Linked DNA regions of Homo sapiens: region 2 is linked to region 1. The links are chromatin loops, found by intact Hi-C in ENCODE. Cell type or tissue: heart right ventricle. All regions are shown on one strand.

Region 1 (8,000 bases):
AGCTCATACCCCTTCATTAAAAGCTACATATGTAGAAAATAATAAAGTTGACAAAAAACCAAGTGTTAATCACGGTGATGATGACAATACCTTTCTAAAAAACAATTATTGAGGTATACTTTATATGCCATAAAATTAGCTCATTATTAGTTACAATTCAATGACTTTTAGTAAATATACAGTATTGTATAACCATCACCATAGTCCAATTCTGGAACATTTCCATCATCCCAAAAAGATTTCTCGAGCTCATCTGTAGTCTCTACCTGCTCTCGCCTCCAGTCCTAGGTAACCACTAATCTACTTTCTGTCTCTATAGATTTGCTTTTCCTGGGCATTTCACATGAATGGAATCATATGACATGTGATGTTTTGTGGCTGGCTTCTTTCAGTTGGCATACTCTTTTTAAGGTTAGTTTATATTTTATCATGTATCCTTTATACGTAACACCTTTTTGAATGGCAGCATTATATAGAGGAAAAAGCATGAAAATCAGAAGCATGCAAACATGGGGCTGAATCAAAGCTGTGTCACTTCTTAGCTGTGTGACTTTGGGCAAGTTCCTCAATCTCTCTAGACCTATTTGTAGAATAAGAATAATAATCCCTCCCTCAGCTGAAAGGAAATAGCTGGGTTGTGATGACAAATAGTGGGCGCGCAAGAAATCCAGTTCTTCTCTCTAAATTTCGCCAAAAACCTTTGCTTTTCTCACTCCTGCTTCAAACTTTAAAGTGACTCCTACAGCCTCCCTACCAGCCTTCACATCAAGCTTGAAACAAGAACCCACATAACAAATGATATCAGAAACGGAATTCCGCCAAAGGGAATCACATCCTTCATTAACGGAGCCCAGATGGTGAGGAACTAAAGGGATTTCCTTCAATTATATTGCTGTCATTTTTTATAACGAATGTTAAATTGCATTTAATTATTATTGTAAGGGGGGAAATGTGTCAAGTTCTATCCTAGAATATTTTATGGAGTTGGTTTTCCTTTGGCAAGGCTCTAAGAACATCTTATTTTCCCACTAATTCTTATAAAACTGCCCCCATTAACATCAACACACAGATAACATGCAAACAAGTAGCAAAGAGCTAAAAACACCAGAGTAAATAAAATCCACCTCAAGCCAGGTACCATGGTGCATTCTTGTAGTCCCAGCTACTCTGGAGCCTGAGGCGGGAGGATTACTTGAGTGCAGAAGTTTAAGACCAGCCGGGGTAACATAGCTATAATACCTCTCAAAGAAAAAAAAAATCCACCTGAAATCCTCCAAACTCAACTTTTAGTCAATAGTTTCAGACCTTTTCTTTCCTGAACCTTCAGAAGACCCTGAATTTTGTGTGTGTCGCAAAATAGACTGAATCGAACTCCTTGTTCATTCCTCCAGCCCACCATCTCTGATTAGAACATGTTCTCATTTTGAGTTCCAACTCAGAGGGATCCTAAATGCAATCCCATCCTATAATCTAGGACACAAAGTTTACAGAGTTGCTACTCCTTAGCCTTGAGAGAAAATTTCCTGTCCTAAATCTGCTTTTCCTTTTGAATTACTGTTTATCTGTACTTCTAAATTTACCAGTGCTCCTTCACATTTCTGATTTTTTTTTTCTGTCTCTCTCCTTGTCTGAGATTTATCACAGCTGTATTTCTTCACCAAACTCCTGAACCACTTAATTCCCCTCCATTTCCCGGATTTACTTCTTGTTAAGAATAGTATAAGAGTTAAAACAGAAAAGGATAAGGCTTCTCAATATTTTTACTAAATAAAATATGGTTATAACATATTTTGTTTATCCCTCTCTTCAAGGAGATGAGTACAGCATATCATTTTTCATGATATAAAATGCCTGTGGTCAAATGTAAAGTAATTATTAACAGAGGCAGTATATGGCTTTCCAATCTTTATAAACTTTATAATCACTATACATATTATTGGAATTAAAGATGGCAAACAGTGATTCTTTCAAATAGGTAAATTAGATATACTTCCTACAAGTGATCAGCTTGTAACATTATCAGGTGAGTCTAATTTGAACTTCTGCTGCGATAAAGCTATACTCACATAGATAAACAGGTAAATACTATATCCAGACTGAACAAAGCACTTAAATTAATGTATTGATGTATTTGTATAAGGATTCCTGTGTTTCCTTGCTCTAAGTACTTATCTTGAAAATAGGAACTGTTAACAAAATCCATGGCTAACTTTTTCCCCAATATTAAGAGATGAAAGAAAGTGTAGGTAGGGTCCCAAGAGAGAAGTTTTCACATACTGAATTATCTCCTAATACAGGCTAGAAAAACGATAAATCTGATGAAAATAAATAAAAATTTGGGGGACAAAATCATGTTAGGTTTATTGAGATATGTGAATTTCCCCAATCTTTAAAAACTGTTCTTATGCTAAAACTTACCCCTTCCTATCACCACAGTGAAGAGAGTAATTTATATCTAAGACCTTATTTTAGGGATTTTATTTTAGGCGGTATCATAGGAATTTATCTCATGGTATAAATAGTTTAGTAAATCTGGGATTTGGGAAAGAGTTTTTCTCTACAGCACAGGCCTTTTGTTCAGCAGCAGATGACAAAATAATTTTGAGGCAAGATGATTTAACTTCAGTTTGATGTCCAGCCATCCACCCCAAATCTTATGCTCCAAATTCCAGAATGTGGCCAGAGTATTGAAAATTAAGTTTTTAAAAAATCATTTGATCCAAATCTTCTAAATATATATACATATATGCAAGAATGACACAGCCTTCAAATTATGGTTTGGCCTATAGTTTGTGTATAGCTCTCTAGAGAATTTCGATCTTAAGGTTAAAATCTCAAATATGTGGAGATCATGTCTGAGGACTTGACTACCATAAAATTCTGTCAGCATCCATGCATCATGTATATGGATTACCAAATAATGCCGAGTCTCCTACCCTGAGATGGCAGCCAATTTTTGGTGTGCCTGACGGGCCATTTCACAGCCTTTGGTTCTTGTCTTGTGCATTTCCGCCCGGAGTGAGGGGCAGCTGACCGAGACATCCCCAATAGAAATGACCAGCTCTCGGTACAGGGCCACTTGTGTGTTGAACTCTTGGACAAGCTGGAAAAGAAGTGAGTTTTTTTTTTTTTACCAAACATTTCTCATCAGAAAGTTTCCTGTTTCGGAGTACATAAACAGGGGCTTTCACTGACCCCTGAGTCAGCTCCCCAGATCTCCAGCTAAGGAACCTAGGAATTGTTTAAAGCAGAAGGCACCAAAATGGCAAGTCTCTTTGTCCAAGGCAAGTATTTATTTCCATAGGCAAGCCTGGCCATGGAAGCTCTATTTCCAGACCTACTTCCCCTCACCCTTTCAGACTCAGTTTCTGAAGAGCAAGAGAGCATATTTGGAGCGCTACCATGCCACTCCCAGGCCAACAGAGAATGATGCTGGGGACTCCTACATAGACGGTCCCCTCTCCTACTGCTAGGACATGGCTTTTAAGTTGCACGGCGGGAGGGGCGGGGGAGGCGACAGGTAGGGTGTAATAGGCAAACCATTCACCTTTTGCTGGGCCACTGAACCTCTCGGCCTGACGGCCTGACGGGAAGACCAGCTACAGCCTCTGCGCTGGAACCTTCGACCCCTCCGCAGCGCCCCGTGCGCTGTATTTGGGTTTGTTTGCTACTCTGTCCCCAGAAAGCAGCATCCCCACCTCCTCATCCCTCCCTCCTCCGTGAGCGAGCCAGTTCACTGTGTCTTTCGCATCCACCATTCTTCGAGGGGGTACAGGCACAACCTACAGCCGCTGATCCCCAAGACCCTTGCTGTCACACTTCTTTCTGCAGGGTTATTACGACCAGGGTGTCACCCTGAATTTGGGGGACTGCAGATTTAAAAATAGTGCATGTGCCACGTGATCGGCATTGAGGAGCTGAGGGTGGGGGAGTGGCTGGCACTCAGGCAAATGATTAACATACATGACTCCCCCCACCCCCTCTCAATTAAAAAAAAAAAAAAAGAGGCGCAGTTTTCACCCACCATCTTGCAGTCGTCCAGGGCTCGTTGGGTTTTGTGGGCGCTCTCGGAGCCGCTGCCCCTGCGCTCCCAATCTCCGCTCTGCAGCGGGGGCTTGCTGATCTGGAAGATCGAGGAGCGGGTGGACCGGCTGGGGCGCTTTTTGCGCCCATTCGGTGCAGAACTCATGCATACACATCCACCAAGCCGAAGCCGCTGGTGCAGTGCGCCCCGGCGCGGGCGGCCCGGTTGTTGCCCTGGGCGCCGCCGCCAAGCAGCCGGAGCCCGGACCTGAGGCGCGCAGCTCACAGTGCTGGGGCTGGCTGCGCGGGTCGGTAACCTTCAGCTTGAAGGAGAGCCGGGGAAGCGCTAGCTGTGCCGTGCAGCATCGCTTCCACTAGCAGCGAGGAAGGAGCGCGATCAAGTTCTGCTCAGCAGCATTGCCGACCCTGTCCCGGGAGCTGGGCGCTGGCGCGGGCTCGCACTGCCTTCCTCTCGGCATGGATTGCAAGGCTGGGCGAGAAGGAACGCGCCGCCCGGCGGTTCCGAGTTTCCATTCAGGTGGGGGAGCAGCTTTCAAAGCCTGCGCTGCAAGGTGGGGGGCGGAAAGGGGTGTCGCTCTTGCTTCAGTGTCTTCCCGCAGCGGCACTCGGTTCGTCTTTCCCCTCCCTCCACTGTCGCCAGGCCTGGAAGGACTGGCCGTCCCCAAAGCAAGCAATTGGCTCTAATCGGCTGCCTTGATCCCTCGTCTCTAAGGGCTTGTCTGTTTGAAGATCCCAGATGAATCTGTGGCGGGACTGGCAGACGCAGAGAATCGGTCCGGCTGACGTTGTTCGCGGGCCCGCACATTGATAGGACGGGAATACTAATGTGATCTGTCCATGCAACCCCCTTCCCCCTCCACAGTTTATGCACTTATCCAATCAAATCCCCGGGAACATCAATTGCAATATTACTTCATCTGCTCTATTATTAGAAACGAAAAGTGTCATCAGAGTGGAGCACATGCCACATGCTGGGACCTAAACATGGATTTCAAATAAGCCAGTGTGGGCTTGAGGCCCTCACCAACTGAGACTGAGACAGGGGCCACAGGAGGGAGTGAGGTTTTGCTCCAAATGGAAGACCTCTTGATAACCTAAAAGGAGAGCTTTGTTTCCCTGAGTTGTTTTGTTTTTATTTTGTCCTTGTTCATGGAGGGGGAAAGAGGAGAGCCAGTGAGGCAGAATGCACAGAGGCATTCACTCAGATTGGGCCTCATCCCCATCCCATTTCAAGTAGTAAAGCTCTTGGTCTTGCATTGCAGGGTCTCAGGACTCAGCTCCTAGAGTTCCCTTCCGGAGACTTGAACAAATAAGAGCCAAGAGATCTCCCTGGACACTCAAAATGACCTTCTTCTCACTTATGGGATATCAGTAACCCAGAGGCCAACAGAGGTGGCCCAGAAAATCGGGGATGATTCTTGTGTGAAAGGAGTGGGGGTGAGGCCCTCAGCCATTTAAGTTCACCCTTCCCACTGACATCTTCCTAAGGTTCTTCTGGGAGGAAGAGAGAGTGTTGTGGCATTCAACTCTAAGGCTCTAAGGATGCTTGTTCTCCTGAATGATTTGTTTGGAGAGGGAGATAAAGGGGTCTCCCATAGGAAAACTAGTTATGTATTAGTAATCCTAATAAGAACAGATTAGAGGTTCCTGGTCAGTCTGTTAAAGGGATATGGAGAGTACATAGAAAGAGAAAGCCTGAAATAGCCAGGAAGGTTAATATCCTAAGGAGGGTGGCTTTACAACCTTTTCTACAAGACAAGTAAATATAATGGGGTACTATAATAAGAGAGTTATTTGGTCTTTGTCCCCAGTCCCTAGGGCAGAACTCCTAAAACCCTTAGAAATTGCCTGAGTTATTATGATAAGCCATCTTGTCACCAGAAAGACCAAGCCTTGATTAGTTGCTTGCAACTTTCAGCCTCATCCCCCAATCTCAGGGGATAGGAGAGGAGCTAGTGACTGCGTTCCTCACCAATGGCCAATTATTTAATCAATCATGCCTACATAAAGAAACCTCTGTAAAACTCCTAAACAACAATAGAGTGTGGGGAGCTTCTGGGTTGTGGAAGACATCTAGGTGCTGGAAGGGTGGTACACCAGGAAAGAGCATGGAAGTTCCATGTCCTTTTCCCATACCTTGCCCTATGTTTCTCTTCCAGTTGGCTGCTCCTCAGTTGTATCCTTTAGAATAGACTGCTAATAGTAAGTAAAGCTCTTTCCTGAGTGCTGTGAGTCATTCTAGTGAATTACCAAATCTGAGAAGGTGGTTATAGGAACCCCTGAATTTGTCGCCAAGATGGAGAGAAGAGTTGGTAACCTGTGGATCCCATACTTGTGACTGGCCTCTGAGATGAGGGCAGTCTTGTGGGACTGAGCCCTTAAACCTGTAAATCTGACGTTAACTCTGGGTAGTTAGTGCCAGAAATGAGTTGTAGGCCACCTAATTGGTGTTAGAGAGTTGGAGAAGTGCTATTGGAAAAGACATCATGTATTTGGGTGGGAAGGAAAAAAAACCTAACAGATGGATCACTGAGTGGATATTTGGCTACATTTTTTTTTTTTCTGAGTCAGGGTCTTGCTCCGTCACCCAGATTGGAATTTAGTGACACCATGAGAGCTCACTTCAGCCTCAACTTCCTGGGCTCAGGTGATCCTCCCACTTCAGCCTCCCAAGTAGTTGAGACTACAGGCACATGCCACCTAATATTTTGTAAAGACAGAGTTTTGCCATGTTGCCCAGGCTGGTCTTGAACTCCTGAGCTCAAGTAATCCACACACCTTCACCTGCCAAAGTGCTGGGATTACAGGTGTGAGCCACTGCGCCTGACCAGAACTTCACACAAGCTTGAGAGTGAGTTTTCCCTATCAAAGACTAGAGAAAGGAGGCATCAGCTCTCAGGCCCAGACCTTGGTGTGCTGCTATCCTCCAGGTGTTTAGATGTCCCAGAGACTGAGAGAAAGGGCTCTTCTGCTGGTTGAATCTCCCCAAATATAAGAAGATAACAGGTTAGTGCTTAGTCAGCTCCCTGACCCTTTCTCTTTCCTGCAATCTCAATTACCTCCCCTCCCTTCCTCCCTCCCTCCTTTTTTTCCTTCCTTCCTTCCCTCCTTCCTTCCTTCCTTCCTTCCTTCCTTCCTTCCTTTTTTCCTTCCTTCCTTCCTCTCTCTCTTCCTTCTCTCTCTCTTTCTTTCATTCTTTTGTTCATTCGTTCATTCTACGGAGTCTCACTCTGTTTCCCAGGCTGTAGTGCAGACTTCTGAGTAGTTCCACAGACATGCCTGAGTTGGCCGCTCCTGAGTTGTATTCTTTAGAATAGACTGGTAATAGTAAGAAAAGCTCTTTCCTGAGTGCTGTGTCATTCTAGTGAATTACCAAATCTGAGAAGGAGGTTGTAGGAACCCCTTCCTACAACCTGAGCTGAGTGGACCACAGGCACGTGCCACCACACCCGGCTAACTTTTGTATTTTTAGTAGAGACAAGGTTTCACAATGTTGGCCAGGCTGGTCTCAAACTCCTGACCTCAGGTGATCTGCCTGCCTCAGCCTCCCAAAGTGCTGGGATTGCAGGCATGAGGCTCTGTGCCCAGCCCCAATTTTCTTTCTACTTAACGCGTGTAAAGAGAGAAGCAGAAAAACACATCAGGTGCCTGGGGTTTTGTGAGGGGTGAGGATGCTTGGGATGATGAAGAGGAAGATAACAGAGAGACTGAGGGGCTTTAAAGAAGGATCGATAATATTCATTTGTAGATGGTTTAAGTCCTGTGTTATAAACCTCTTTCACTGTCACTAGCTTACCCCTGCACTCTCCACCCAACTTTCAGGAAAAGTCTGCTATAACCCATTGTTGGTGGTGCTTTGGAGAACTAAGGGAAAAGGGGCTACCTTTTACATGTGTGTGCACATGGGTTGAAGAGGATAGGACACTGGAGATCAGTCTGCTGGAAATCTTTTTCCA
Region 2 (8,000 bases), 110 kb before region 1:
ACCTCATATTCCTTGGTGAGGGTCTAGCCATTCTACCAGGCAACCCAGAAGGGCCAGCCTAGAATGAAGGGTTCTAGAATGGGTGGTAGAATAGGGAGATGATGAGGATCAGCTATACAATCTTGGGACCAAATGCATAAGTGGGGGCTGTGGTTTGTCCCACTATCCCTCTTTTTATTTATGGCTCCAGGAATTGTGACAGCAGAATTCAGAAGAAACTGTATCTGGATGGAGCAAATTTAATGTGAGAAGCAAGTGGATCTGAGCAATGCAAGGGGTGAATTGTCATAAATGCTGTGGTGCCTGCCCAGATTTGTGTCACGGGGCCATAATATTGTCTCTCAGCTGCTGTAAATGTTGGCTGCTGTAGCACTATGCATTCTTTCACACTTAGCTTTTGTCCACTCATCATTGTTATGGTTATATTCTTTCATATGGTTGTAAGTAGCTGTAATGTAGTTCATTTATTTGTTTTTACTGCTCTATAGCATTCAACTGCATGAATATACCACAATTTGCTCATTCCATGCTTCTATTGATGGATCTTTGAATTGTTTACTGTTTTTGGCTGCTGCAAATAATGTAGCTATGAATATTCTTTTACCTGTCTGAATACACACACATATGTTTTTGTTGGGTTTCTATCTAGGAGTGAAATTATTAGATCAGAGGGTACACAAATGTTCTAGATAACAGATATTGTTGAACAGTTTTCCAAAGTGGTGTGTGTCCTGTTAGGAACTATTTCACAATTCTACAGGTGTGAAGATATTCTCCTATATTATCTTCTGTACTTTTTACTTTTTAACTTTATATCAGTAATCAATTTGGAATTAATTTTTGTGCATGACATGAGGCAGCAGTCAAGTTTACATTTTTTTCCACATGGAAATCAATTAATGTTTGATTTAAAACACTTTTTAAAAGATTTTCCTTTCCCCAATGTTCTCCAGTACGGTATCGTGCAATGTTTTGTTTGTTTGATTTTTTCTCCATAAAAGAGCTTTAGTTCTAAGCAAGTAATTAGACAGTTATTTGGTTGAACCTCTTATGATGTTGGTGTTATTATCCCCATTTTACTATGAGGAAACTGAGGCATATGGAAATTAATTTAGTGAACAGGCTCTTCTGTACAAAGATGCACCTCATAATGCCTTAAACAAGGTAGACATTACTTTATTTATTTATTTTTGTGGGTATTAGGATGGAGGTAGGTGGCCCAGGGCTGCTAGATATGAAAATAAATAAAATTTAAGAGCTATTGGAATCCCCCAAACACTTTCAGCCTTGAGAGAGATATGACTGTGATCTGAGTTAAATATTGTTACCATCTCTGCTCTTAGATTATAGATTAACTCGCTTTCTTATTTTTCTTGTTTAGTTCATTGGCTGGAGAGAATTAAACACCAAATACTTTAAGCCTTGAGAGAGATATGACTGTGATCTGAGTCAAATATGGTTACAATCTCTGTTCTTGTTTTATAGATTAACTTGCTTTCTTATTTTTCTCGTTCGGTTCAATGGCTAGAGAGAATTAAACATCAGGAACAAAACCTCCTGCCTTCTTAATTAATGACTCTTAGATTAATTTCTCCTTTGTTGTCCTGCTTTGCCTAGACCAGATGACAGAAAACCCATGGTTATTACACCCTCTGTAAGAGTGTGTCAAGTGTACCCTTCCCAGAAAGAAACACTGCCTATAAGCAAATTGCTATGTGTGCCAACCTTGTATGAATAAGGTAATTCTGCTAAAATCTCCTCTGTCTCTGCCTATAGAAATGAAATCTTAATTTCCTTACTTTCGAACACTGACTCTATTCCTTTGGAGGTGGTGTTTCTGGGTGGTACATCTTCCCACTTGGGCTTCAAGAAACTCTCTTTAAGTTAGATTTTGATTATTTTAGGTTGACATAGGGAACCTCTGCCATCTTCAGTTGGTGTCCATTTCTGGATCCAGCATGGTTGCTTCAGTTCCCACGCTCGTGTTCTCATTGCACAGGGAAGAAAAGAAGATCACGAAAATGCATGCCCTTTATTTAATGAATGTTACCTGGAAATTGTGCACTTCTACTCATACACTTCTGGCCAAATTCAGTTATACAGCCACACTCACATGCAGAGGAGCCTGGGAAATGGGAGTCTTACTTTAGGTGACTAGTGGTGTCTTTGGGTTCTCTATTACTAAAGAAGAAAAGGAGAGAATGGATACTGGAACTGCTAGCCATAGGCATGTACTTGGTTGCAGCACATCTGAGATTCACATGAAAGTCTATGAACTCCAAGCTGTACTGTACAGCCCTTGGCATCCAGCTGGACCACAACAGTTTGCCCCTTGAAAACCTTCTTGGGATACATTCCTGTCAGAATTTCATTTCTAGATATCTCTCCAGGAATGTAGGGGTATGTGTGTGCGTGTGTGTGTGTGTGTGTGTGTGTGTATCCTTTTATTAGAAAACAAAATTATTTAACTTAATGTATTTCTTTTTCTTGCTGTAGCTATCAGAAACCCTGAGCTAAATTTAAAGACATTGCTCTTGTTAGTGAAAAAGTTTCTAAATCTGTTTTACTCCTTCCTCTAGTGACTTCACTTACCAGGTTTTGTTTCTCTCTTACCTTCTTTTCCAGGCCCTTCCTTCCTTTCTCTCTCTTTCCTTCTCACCCATCTTTGTGTCTCTCTGTCTCTTCTATTCTCAAAAGCTCTGGCGCCCTGTTGTTTCCTCTCCATATCCCCACTGCCCATATTTTGACAAAGAATAAGCCAAGGAGGGGATGGGAATAGGGTGGGGAAGAGGATGAAGACAAGTAGTGAGTCAAAAATGTCCCTCTCACATATTCATTTTTTAAAACTTTTATTATTAGTTTTTATTACACAAGTAATACATGTTCATTGTAGAAAAATTAGAAAACACAGAAAAGCAAAAAGAAAAAATAATCACCCATAATCCCACTACCCATAACTACTATTAACATTTTAGTGTATGTCCTTCTAGCTTTCTTATGCATATATATACATACATAGATATATTTATATATAATTTTCTTTTTTACAAATATTGTGTCATACTATACATACTGTTTTATAACATGTGTTTTTCATTTAATATATATTGTGAACATCATTGTTTATTCCCTGAAAAATTTTACAGACACTACATGCTCATTGTGGAAAATTAGAAGTTACAGATATGCAAAAAGAAAATATAATTGCTCCAAATCTCACCTCCCAGAGATAAATGCTTTTACACTTTGGCAAGTATCCTTTCAGACTCTTTAATGCACACATGCATACATATATTTTTAAAAAGGGATCGTACTATAAATATTCCTCTATAACTTCCTTTTTCATCTAACAATATAGCTTGTACATTTCAATAAATACACATATGGTGCTTATTCTTAACTGGTACACAGTATTCCATTGAAAGGATGTACCATATTTAACCAACCCTATAAAGTAGGCTTATTTACATTTTTCTGCTTATCCAAATAATGCTGCTATAAACATCCTTTCTTGCATATACTTTTTGAATAATGAATAAATACATCTTAGCTCATTTTATTTTCTGACCCATTTAAAGGAGAATTTCCCTAAAGTGGAATTACTAGGCATGCAGGAAAACTATATTACCAAAATATTTTTTCAGAAAGGTGGAATCAATTTACATTCCTGTTGACTCTGTAAGAGGTTTATTTCTGTACTTCCTTTTTGTCCCTGGGAATTTTAATTCTTTATACCGTTTGCCTTTCTGACATATAAAAAGGAATATATCATATTAACTTGCATTTTTTATTACTAGTATATTAAAACACTTTTTCATATTTATTATTAGTAGGTTATTTTAGTTTATTGTGCATTGCCAGTTTGTGTTCTTGGTCCAATTTTCTGTTGGAAAGTTTGATTCTCCTTGAATTATAAAATGTCATTTATTCATTCATTATTCACTCATTCAATAAGTATGTTTTCAGCATTTGCTTTGTGTAGCACTGTGTTAGGTGTTATGGATACAACAATAAGCAAAATAGACATGGTTGCTGCCTTCTTATACTTCCAATTTAATAGGGATAAACAGGCAATTAAACAAGCAATAATGAAAACGTTCAATAAGGAAAGAATGAAATGGAAACACTTGGTTGAGAAGGGGATTGTAGATCATGGAAATGTCCCAAAAGTAGTGATGTTTAAGCTCTTAATATGTATTTGAGATCTATACTTTTTGTAGCATATATTGTTTTCTCAATTTGGTTTGTTATTTTTTACTATATAGGAGTTTAGCATTTTTAATCAGTCAAATTCCATCCATCCTTTCTTTCTGTTTTTTTCCTTTGGTGTCACTCAAAGAAAGGCTTCTTTCACACTAAAATTATATAAATATCCATTCACATTGCCTGCTAGTCTTGTTGTATGTTTATTTATGTGCTTGAATATGTAAATCTTTATTTCATCTGGAATTTATTCTGATAAAAATTATGAGGTATAGGTCTAATATTTCTCTCAAGAAATAGCTAACCAGCTATCCCAATATAAATTAATAATCCAAACTTTTCTGATAGATCTGAAATGTCATTTTTATAATATACCCAATTCTTTTATATTCTTAGGTCTATTATGGTCTATATATTTAATTCTAATAATTTATCCTGAGGCCAATAGTATCACAGCTTTTTCTCATCCTACCTATGGTTACCTGAAAGTTGAGCATTTTGTATTTGGTGACATTCCTAAGACAAAGAAATGATAGACGTTGCCTGGGTATGTGGGTAGGGTGGGAAGTTTGACCGGATGATATGCTTAATCCTTTCAATGTTGACACTTTCAGAGTTTTAAATTCCAGATGGGATCATTGTTAATCTGGTCCATTTGTTTGCTGTTTAAAACAAAGTAGATGCTTTTACATTCTGTCTTTATTTCACCTCACTCTGAAGCTCAGCTTTCAGTAGGTGGCAGTATTGCCAAACACTCAGTATCCCGACTGGTTTCGTAGGAGCACAGAGAAACAAAATGGTCTGGCAATTTTAGAATTTCCCCCAAGAGCTTTAACTCATTAGAGGAGGCATCAGGACTATGCTACTTCTAAAGCTTTCTTTATACCCCTGAATAATGGCATAACCAGAGGTTTGCAGTGAGTCTGCTCCTAGATGCGTGCAAAACATTAGCGGACAGAATTTTTTTTTTCTGGCTTGTTTTTTTTGTTTGTTTTTTTAAGTGACACCTTGGCCTTGTGGGCATTTCTTCACTTATCTTACCCAAAAGTGCCTTTGGGCCCAGCCACTGACTGATTTAAAACCCAGAAATGTGGTTTTAAACAATGTGGTCGTGGTGGAATTCAGGTGATTTTTATTTTCTATTTGGTAGTATTTTTCAGATTTCCCACAAAGAACATGTATTGTCTTTGTAATTTGAAAAAAAAATCAACACAGGATAGTAAAGATATGGTGGGAAAATGGGTGAATGTATGCCACAAAAGTTTACATCATTTTCTGTTTCAAGCCTGTGGGTACATGCGACAAAATGAGTTCAATGTTCTCTTCTTAACCCTAGAGATCAGCTCAGTGTTATTGCTAATCTGAAAGCGAATTACCAGCAGGAAGCCGAGACAGTAGAACTTTATCGCTTGGAACCACACCTGAGAAAATCCTTTGGTAGGTGAGAGGAGAGTGGGGCAGCTCCTAAGGGATGCATTGGCCTGTCTAATGTGAGACGGTGAATTACCTACTGTAACCTTGGGCCAGTGTAGGTTACCAGGGTTTTGAGCACTAAACTTAATTTTAGTATATGCTACTGAAAGAGGATCTTTAGATCTTGGAGTTTATCCACGGGAACTACAAAACTGATCAAAGGCTGGAAAACAGGCACTATGAATAAAAGATACGGTAGCTGAATATATTACCTTAAATATGCAAACTCTGGCTAGGTAATTAGACAAATTCCCATCTCCATGAATAGCTACTATAGCCTTTTCAGACATGGAGGTGAGACCTGAATTTATTAACAGTCTTCAGTTGTACAAAGGACAATTGCACAGAAGGTAAGTGTTACTTTCACACTGAGGCTAAGGTGAGAATGAACACAAGTTAACCAAGCAGAAGTTATTTAGGTCAGGCATTTAGAAGAACGTGCTGAACAAGATTGGGCTTATCAGTTAATAACTTTTGCATGGATTAGTAGGAACTAGATTGAAGCTAGAGTTCAATATAGTTGAAGTATAGGAGAGGGCAGAGGCAGGTGCTGAGAGCTGCCAAACTGGGCTACTTCAAAATTTCAAAAACAATGGATCTTAAATGAAATGACCTTAGTGGGTGAAAATGAATTAGATTCAGGAAAGGATATTAAGCTGAAATCAAGGTTTGCAGACCAGATAAGTCTGGATTGCTTGCTTTTCCAGGGAGTATTTACCCTAAGAGTCTTTAAATAGCCAAATTGTTTTACAAATATTTGATTCAGAAAATTGTGATTTTCTCATATAGCTTTCCACGGCTACTTCTTTTTTTTGAAGCCAGGTATACCTATAACCATGCATTAATTACTGGTTCCTTGGAACACAACTCTAGATTCAAAGAATAAGGCCAAAAACCAGCTGGTATGATCTAAATAGAGACCTGTATAACGTTCTCTTCCAACCCTTTAATTCTTTCACTTTCAATCAAAAGAGCTAGAAGACAATTCCAAGTATAATTTCCACATTGGATATTAGGGTGAACTATAAGAAATTGCCATTTTGTAGGTCAAAACAGTCACATATAGGAAATTTCATATAATTCAACCTAATACAATAATTATTACAGTAGTTCATCTTCACTAAAGCAAAAGGCCTTAATATATTTAGTTTTTAGGTAAAAATATTGGTATACATATAAATGCCTGTGCACATAAGTATTGGTAAAGAACAGGGTTGGGACTAAAGATGTGTCTTGGATAAACCACTTATCGGCATCTAGCTCATCCTTCTATTGTACTGGACACTGGTGCCTCCTGTCTGACTTGAAGGTTTTTCAGACTATGGAAAACAAGAAAAAAAGTGCAAAGACTTGATCTCTCAACCCATGGGAAATTCTGTCTGGGAAATGGGCCAAAGGAAGAACAGGAGACGGTATAACAAAATTTGTACCATGTTACAAGTTTAGTGAAGGAAGATCACAACAAAGCTGTGAGCAGAAAAACAAAGCATGTGGCTTCCTCCTTTCTAAAATATAGTATTGCTTAATGTGTCCTGCTTTCAAGAGTCTAAGCATAAGACAAGACACCAAGTACACGTTGGAAAAATCTTATCTGCATAGTCATCTAAAATGAGACAAGCTTAGCTTAACTAAAAAACTTTATTAACAATGTAAAATGTTAAATATTTTTATAATCTGAGCTAATTCCAGCATGCCCTATAAGATTTAACACTATGCTGATGTGCAGACACCATGCTTCAGATTTCAATTAGAACAAAATGTAATAATATTTGATTTTACATTTGAGGGCAATTGTATATGTTACTACACCATTTCCTAACTGGATTACTTCATTCTCCAAGAAGCTGAAAAAGACATCATTGGATCAAAAAGAAATTAGTTGCCCATATGCATTTGTACGAAGGTATTAGGATTATTGTGTATTTACAAAATTTTAGTACTTTTCATATGTGGTTTTTGTTGCTTTATAAATTAAGATACTTTTATGTTGAAGCTCTTAGATTCTGACAGAATGGAAGACTAAATGTAAATGAGTGCAGAGAAAGCAATAGGTGAGGTGGTATATGTTTGCTTATAATATTATTTCTAATGATATTGATAGATTGGATTTTTGAACACAGTTTTTCAGTTTTAAATAGATTTCTATGTTTAAAGACTTCTTTCATATACGATAAATTTTAACATGAGATCAGCAAGAGCTATAGATATACTATTATATGTGAAATATTTTTCCTCTGTATAATACATTTAAAAAACCTTTAAATAATTTAAAAATCATAATTCTTGCATCTGTCATGGCGTGGTTTGGAGCAGACATGCACAAT

What was found. Peaks named below come from ENCODE experiments on the same cell type or tissue, not always from the same donor. Only the 100,000 strongest peaks of a DNase experiment are listed, where the experiment ranks them.
Region 2: a loop joins it to region 1, with 5 times the contacts of the local background. A loop is called at or near these places in 29 of 110 quality-filtered maps.

What each region holds. Positions count from the first base shown.
Region 1 is chr5:64,502,814-64,510,813 of GRCh38, reverse strand. RGS7BP (regulator of G protein signaling 7 binding protein) reads right to left here and starts at 4,799. Exons shown (of 6, transcript NM_001029875.3): 1 at 4,025-4,799; 2 at 2,937-3,103. The coding sequence starts at 4,189. In heart right ventricle, a CTCF peak has its summit at 4,270; DNase peaks (open chromatin) are centred at 4,423 and 4,473; H3K4me3 peaks cover 2,380 bases; H3K27ac peaks cover 1,127 bases; H3K27me3 peaks cover 2,875 bases.
Region 2 is chr5:64,609,494-64,617,493 of GRCh38, reverse strand. RGS7BP (regulator of G protein signaling 7 binding protein) reads right to left here. Exons shown (of 6, transcript NM_001029875.3): 6 at 5,175-8,000. Among named protein-coding and RNA genes, the nearest start is that of SHISAL2B, 77 kb to the left of the region's middle. In heart right ventricle, CTCF peaks have their summits at 4,731 and 4,934 (motif pointing right); a DNase peak (open chromatin) is centred at 4,947.